Linked DNA regions of Homo sapiens: region 2 is linked to region 1. A link is a loop called in an ENCODE intact Hi-C map of the cell type or tissue named here. Cell type or tissue: heart left ventricle. All regions are shown on one strand. Links, peaks and the distances in the headings refer to the core of each region. The heading gives the core; the rest is flanking DNA. Region 1 overlaps MACROD1 (mono-ADP ribosylhydrolase 1). Region 2 overlaps MACROD1 (mono-ADP ribosylhydrolase 1).

Evidence for each region. Peaks named below come from ENCODE experiments on the same cell type or tissue, not always from the same donor. Only the 100,000 strongest peaks of a DNase experiment are listed, where the experiment ranks them.
Region 2: it touches region 1 in a loop (1.8-fold over the local background); 2 of 110 quality-filtered maps call a loop at or near these places.

What each region holds. Positions count from the first base shown.
Region 1 is chr11:64,057,316-64,060,210 of GRCh38, forward strand. The region is part of intron 3 of MACROD1 (mono-ADP ribosylhydrolase 1); the gene reads right to left. The region is part of intron 1 of FLRT1 (fibronectin leucine rich transmembrane protein 1); the gene reads left to right. Among named protein-coding and RNA genes, the nearest start is that of FLRT1, 23 kb to the left of the region's middle. RefSeq lists a silencer at 1,575-1,757 and an enhancer at 1,695-2,413. In heart left ventricle, for the core only: no CTCF peak of the experiment used is centred there; a DNase peak (open chromatin) is centred at 1,365; H3K27ac peaks cover 710 bases.
Region 2 is chr11:64,122,029-64,124,923 of GRCh38, forward strand. All of the region lies in intron 3 of MACROD1 (mono-ADP ribosylhydrolase 1), which reads right to left. Among named protein-coding and RNA genes, the nearest start is that of MACROD1, 43 kb to the right of the region's middle. RefSeq lists an enhancer at 1-790. In heart left ventricle, for the core only: no CTCF peak of the experiment used is centred there; a DNase peak (open chromatin) is centred at 1,213.

The DNA.
Region 1 (2,895 bases), core at 285-2,784:
GGACCCCTCATCCACCCTGTATGTGCACAGCTCTTGCTCGGTGAACAGTTTCACCTACCAAGGCAGATTTAAAACCTCATGGGGAGTGACCCACATGGTGCCAGCTCATGCCAGTTCTGAGGACAGAGAGAGGCCAGACCCAGTCCCTCCCCTCAGGAAGCCCCAGCCAGCCAGGAAGGCTGGCGTGGAGGCAAGCCCAGCTCTCCAGGCCAAACAGCTGCCACGCCCATTTTACAGATGAGAGAGGGGCTGGCATCCTGAGGCCATCTGGCTGGTCACTGCCCGAGCAGGACCTACACCCAAGGGCCTGGACCCCTTGAAGATCAAGGTCAGGAGAGGGGGCTACAGGGTCCCCAGGGTGTCTGCTCCCCCACTCTATCTGTACCCAGACCTGAGGGAGACCTTCCCACAAAGGGGTGCCTGACATGGCCCAGGAGGAGGAAGGGGACAGCCACTTGTTGAGCGCTTACTCTGTACTTGGTGCTGGGCATGTTCGCGGGTCCAGCAGGCAGCAGCACCCCTTTCCACTTTACAGTTGTGGAAACCGAGGCACGAATTCGTGAGGTCACAGGATTTGAACTCATGTGGGTGCAACCCCAAAGCCAGTTTTCTTTCCACTGTGCCACCCCTGGGCTCCCAAGACAACGCTGCCACTGCCACCCCACCTTGTGCTCAGCCTCCTGGGACAGCTGGCCTGCCACCATCTGTGAGCCACTGAGTAATGCGCAATGTAATCTGCGACACTGGGCTGCGCTAGGAACAATTGCGAACCCATTACAGGCCTATTTTCCTAATCCATGACACCTTACTGCAGCCCCCAGCGACTGTGTTTCTGGGATAGACGGTGGAATGCTGTCCACCCACGAAATGACTAATCCTCTCTTTCTGGGGCTGGTAGAGAGGTGGGCATCTGAGCAGGGTAACCTGCTCCTGCCCCGAGGGTGCTCTCGGATGAGCAGTTGGGGACTACTGTCGGCTCTGCTGTGCTCCTTGGTGCCCATCTCAGCCCCCATCCGAAGGCTGACGCTTAGAGGAGGCAGCCCAGGCAGGGCTTAGTCTGGACAGTCACCTGCAGGTGAGGAGGGCTTGGGGGGGGGTCCTCCCCTGTATGCCAGGCCTGACGAGGGGGCACCTGTAGCTGCCACCTGGGTGGGCGAAGAGCAGGTCAGGCCTTTTCCCAGGCAGCTGCCTCATGCCTTTTGGAAGGGGCAGCAGATGCCCAGGCCTGGGAGATGCCACGAGGACACTGAAGAGGGGGTGGTGGAGGAGCCGGCAGCTGCCGGGTGCAGCGGGCACGGCCCTGTAATTGGGCAGCCTGTTCCCAGATAAGGCCCATGACACTGAACAGCTTCCCGCTCCACGCCGGCTGCAACCGCTCATTTCCTGCTCCCTGGCCAGCGATGCCAATTACCTCGCCTCCTGCTTGCCAGCGGCAGCTTCTAGGGTGGCCAGACGATTCCTCTGTCATCGGCCAGGGCCTGGATCCTCTCTGACGGGTGGGAGGGCGTGAAGAGGGCAGCCGGCAAGGGGGGGTAGGACCAGTGATAGGGGAGCTTCCATCTTCACTCTGGCCTGGGCCACACCCAGGCACAGCTGGAGGTGGGGGTGAGTGACACATGGACCCAGGCTACCGTGGGAGGGCTCCATTTCCCCCTCTGCCCCTACCTTCAAAACAGGGGCTCACTGTCTACTGGATGGGCTGAGGAGTGCCTGATGCTCTTTGGATGGAGTGAGGATGGGCACCCAATTTGCACTGGGGGAAACTGAGGCTCACATGGAAATTTGACCAGTGCTGAAAGGACGGAACAGCCCCTGGTCCTTCTCTTCCTCTTCTGTGTTTCCCCCAGAGGACAGACTTGGGGAGCAGTAGGAGGGGCAGCCTGTCTAAAGGGGGCAAAGGCTGGCTCCAGATTCCTCTTGCCGAGCGGGGAAAGGGGAGAAGCAGGTGAGAGGTGCCGCCCTGTGAAGAGGGTCTTGCGGGTCCTGGCTCCACTGAAGGTGGATGCGTGTAGCCACCGACATGGGAGGCGTTGCGGGCTTATCCCAAGAGGCTCGCAGCCCAGCAGGCTGCCCTGCTCCCTGTAGTGGGGGTGGGAAGAGATGTCCCCCCAGGGTTGGAGGCTGGACAGGGAAGCGTGGGCCCACCTGTTCTGAGAGGGCATCCCATGCCCTTCCACAGGCTGACCCTGGGTACCCAGGCCCCCCAGGCCATCCCTGCCTGCAGGGTACTTCCACCCTCATCTGGGGAACAGGCATCTCAGAGGCTGGAAGGTGTGTGTGCCTCCGCAGGGGTCTCGGGGTACCTGGACTCTTGGATGGATGGTGGGCCAGAAAAGTCCAGCCCTGCAGTGGTGCAGATGGGGAAACTGAGGCCTAGGCACAGAGAGGGGCAGGTCACTCAGCTACTCCCAGCTGAGGCAAACGCAGGCCTTCCCCTCTGAGTCCGGGTCTATTCCCTCTCCTGAGTTTCTCAGTTAATCATTTTGGGTCTTCCAAGGGTCCTGACCCCGAGAGGCCCGCCCCTAGGCGCTGATTGGTTGCTACTGATCCAATAGGGTCCAGCCCTTGAAGGCCGAGGAGGCGAGGCGAGGCTGGCAACCGCGACCTCCTGAGCAGCTGGGGCGCTTGGGGGATGTTGGGGGGCCGGGGCACCCTGTGGTACTGAGGGCCGGGAAGGGCGGTGCGGGACGTCCAGGGGCCCCCCTCCCACACGGCAGGGGGGAATGGCGAACAACTCCCTAAGGGGCAACTAACAGACCAATTAAGCTGCCAATAAAAAATTTAATCAAGTAATAATGCACCTTACTTTGTTTAATTAGTGTTCTGTCAAGTGAATGAATATTTAAGGCGCGGACGGCGGTGCCAGCATCTGCCCAGCGGGCAGAGAGGCCAGGC
Region 2 (2,895 bases), core at 85-2,584, 65 kb after region 1:
GGCCGGGAATCATTTGCATTTTGCGAATGAGGCCTCTTGTAAGCTCAGCTCAGGCGTGGGGCCCAATGTATGGAATGCTTAAGAGATTACTAAAAATAAAATCTATTAATTAGTCATACTCAATTCCACAGACATGATGTGCATCAAAAGCTCCTTTTCTTCCCTTTTCTCCTTCCCCCTCCCCACGGCCTCCCGCCACAGCCTCCATCTTCTCTAAATAGGCTGGGGCTTGCTCCACGCTAACATGGTGCATGCGGCGGCCAGGGGCCTCCCTGACACAGGGCCAGGATGCAGGTCCGGAGCCAAGAGCAGGGGCATTGCACCTTCCTGGCTCTGGGTGACGCTGGCAGGGGAGGGGACAGCACCTGGGAAGATGGCAGCAGCTAGGAGGGGCCCAACCTGACTCTCCCAAAGCCCAAAGCCCACACCTGCCGTGTGCCTCTTCTCCCTCCCTCTACACAGGCACCGGGTCTCCTCCTTCCCCTGGGGATCTGGGAAACCCTCCCTCTGAGCCCAGCCCAGCCCTGTCCGAACAAAGCCAGGCAGAGAGCTGAGGAGGGGGTCGGGGAGATGTTTCCAGAGCGGTGCAGGGAAAGAGGGTTTGGTGAGAATACAGCCTCTGTTTCCCCTTCTGTAAAGTGGGGGTGTGCTAGGGAGGGGTCCAGCGTCACTCAGGAAACTGGTGCTCCAGAGGCCAAGTGGGGGCCCTTCCCCGCTGCTGGTGCTGAAAGGTTCTAGCTGGCCCAAGTCAGGTGAGGGATCCCTGAAGGGTTGGAGGGGCTGGTCAGGGCCTGAGCAGAGGACAGGCTGGGACCCAAGGCTGCCTCGGAACCTGTGCCTCCCTCCTTCACCTCCGGCCCTGGAGCCAAGGAGCCAGGAGAGGAGGAGAAAGAGCAGACCCTCCCCCTTGAAAATGGCAGCTCAAGTCCCAAAGCCAGCCCACTTCAGAAACCTGCTTCCTGCTGAACGTGCCAGAGAGGAGGCTGGGGCTTCTGAGCCTTGCACTTATGAAAAATACAACAAGGAGAACTGGATGCAGCAAAGAGGGAGCAAAGGGGCGGGGAGGGCAACGGGGAGAGCAGGGGCAGTGCTGGCAGGAGGGGCCGGGCGCAGGGACCTGTGCCCCCAAGGGCCAGACCCTGCTCTCAGGGCCAGGACGCAGCCAGGGTCAGTGACGGGCGTCCGCGTGCCTCCTCATACTCGATTGGCACAGGTGACGGTGGCTGCTGCCTGCCCCTGGATGGGCGCCAGGGCAAGCACTCACAGGCGATTCGCAGCCGTGCATTGGCCTTCCGAGTGCAGAGAGGAGGCATTTTTTTTTCTTAAGGAGGGATAAAAAGGCTCAAAAATGCAAATCGTTACCGTTTACAACCAAGCAAGTCTGCTAAATTGATTAGGAGAGATTAAACTCCTTGGAGGTGCAGGGAAAGGGGGATTTTTCGTGGTTTATGAACCTGCCCCAAGTGGCTATCTGCATAGCAGGGACTTTCTGGGCCTCGATGGGTGGGGTGGGGGGGTTGGGGGTGCAAGATGGGGGCACCTGCCCTGGCTTGGCTCCCTGGGGAGCCAGGGTCTCTGAAGACAACACCAAATGGACCAGAGCACTCAGGCTTGAGGCTCCAGCACTGCCCTAGGGAAAGGGACTCAGGCCTCTGGGACAAGTGGCCCATCCAGTCCTTAGAAAGTAGGACTCTAGAGCCGTGGGCTTTTCTGCTTCCTTTCTGTTCTGGGTGGGTCTGTCTCCAATCCACTCCTTGTGGCCAGTAAAAGGGGAGTGGGTAAAGGGAAAACTGAAGGTCAGGGAAGAGAAACTCTAGCCCAGCAAAGGAAACAGGCAGTGAGCTCTCCGTCACTGGGAGCATTCAAGCACTAGATGGGGACGTGGCAGATATTTTCCTCCCAAGGTCTGGTGCTTTGACTAGAAGATCCTGGTTCCCACCCTTGCTTTCTCATCCCCCAGGACACTGAAAGGGAGCAGATATCAAGAGAAGTTCACCATGTTGTTTAAAGTCACTGGTGTCCCCTGAAAACCCCAAGTCAGGGCAGTCCTGAAGCCAGACCATCCTGCCCCACCAAAGAGCCACTTGTGCCAGCAGAGAGGCTGCAAAATACCCATCCTCAGTGTCCAAGAGGCACCAAGAAAGTACAGATACATGCCACCCCCTTTCCAGAGTCTAAACTCAGCACCTATGGCTCGCCAGAGGGGCTGACAGAGAGCGCCTCCCAGGCCCTGCAGCTCCGAAGCCCAGGCTGCGTCCTGGACCTGTCTCTTAAGCCAGGGCTGCCCCACGTGCAGTCCAACACGCTCATGCTGCTGCTGCTGCCACTGTATCTATCCATCCATCCATCACCGCCGGTGGATGGCGCCTGGGGCACTTTTCACTCTGTGGTTTTAAGCATTTACTGTTTCTTTTGAAATGTTCCAAGTAGGTGCCTGAAATACCCATATTTGCTTCTTTTTAAAAAACTCACAGAAAGATTCTTTTTGCTCTCCATCCCCTCCCTTTGCTCTTCCCCCTCCCTCGGCATTTTTAATCTGTGGGTTTTCCCTGGTTTTGGAAATTCCAAAAGTGGGGGTCAGGCCCCCTTTCTCACCATAACAGATTTGCGGGTGTGCCTGGAGACCCCCAAAGCCACAGAGCAAAGCCTGGTCTTTTTCTTTTTTTTTTTAGACAGAGTTTTGCTCTTGTTGCCCAGGCTGGAGTGCAATGGTGCAATCTCGGCTCACCGCAACCCCTGCCTCCCGGGTTCAAGTGATTCTCCTGCCTCAGCCTCCTGAGTAGCTGGGATTACAGGCGTGTGCCACCATGCCTGGCTAATTTTGCATTTTAAGTAGAGACAGGGTTTCTCCATGTTGCTCAGACTGGTATTGAACTCCCAGCCTCAGGTGATCCG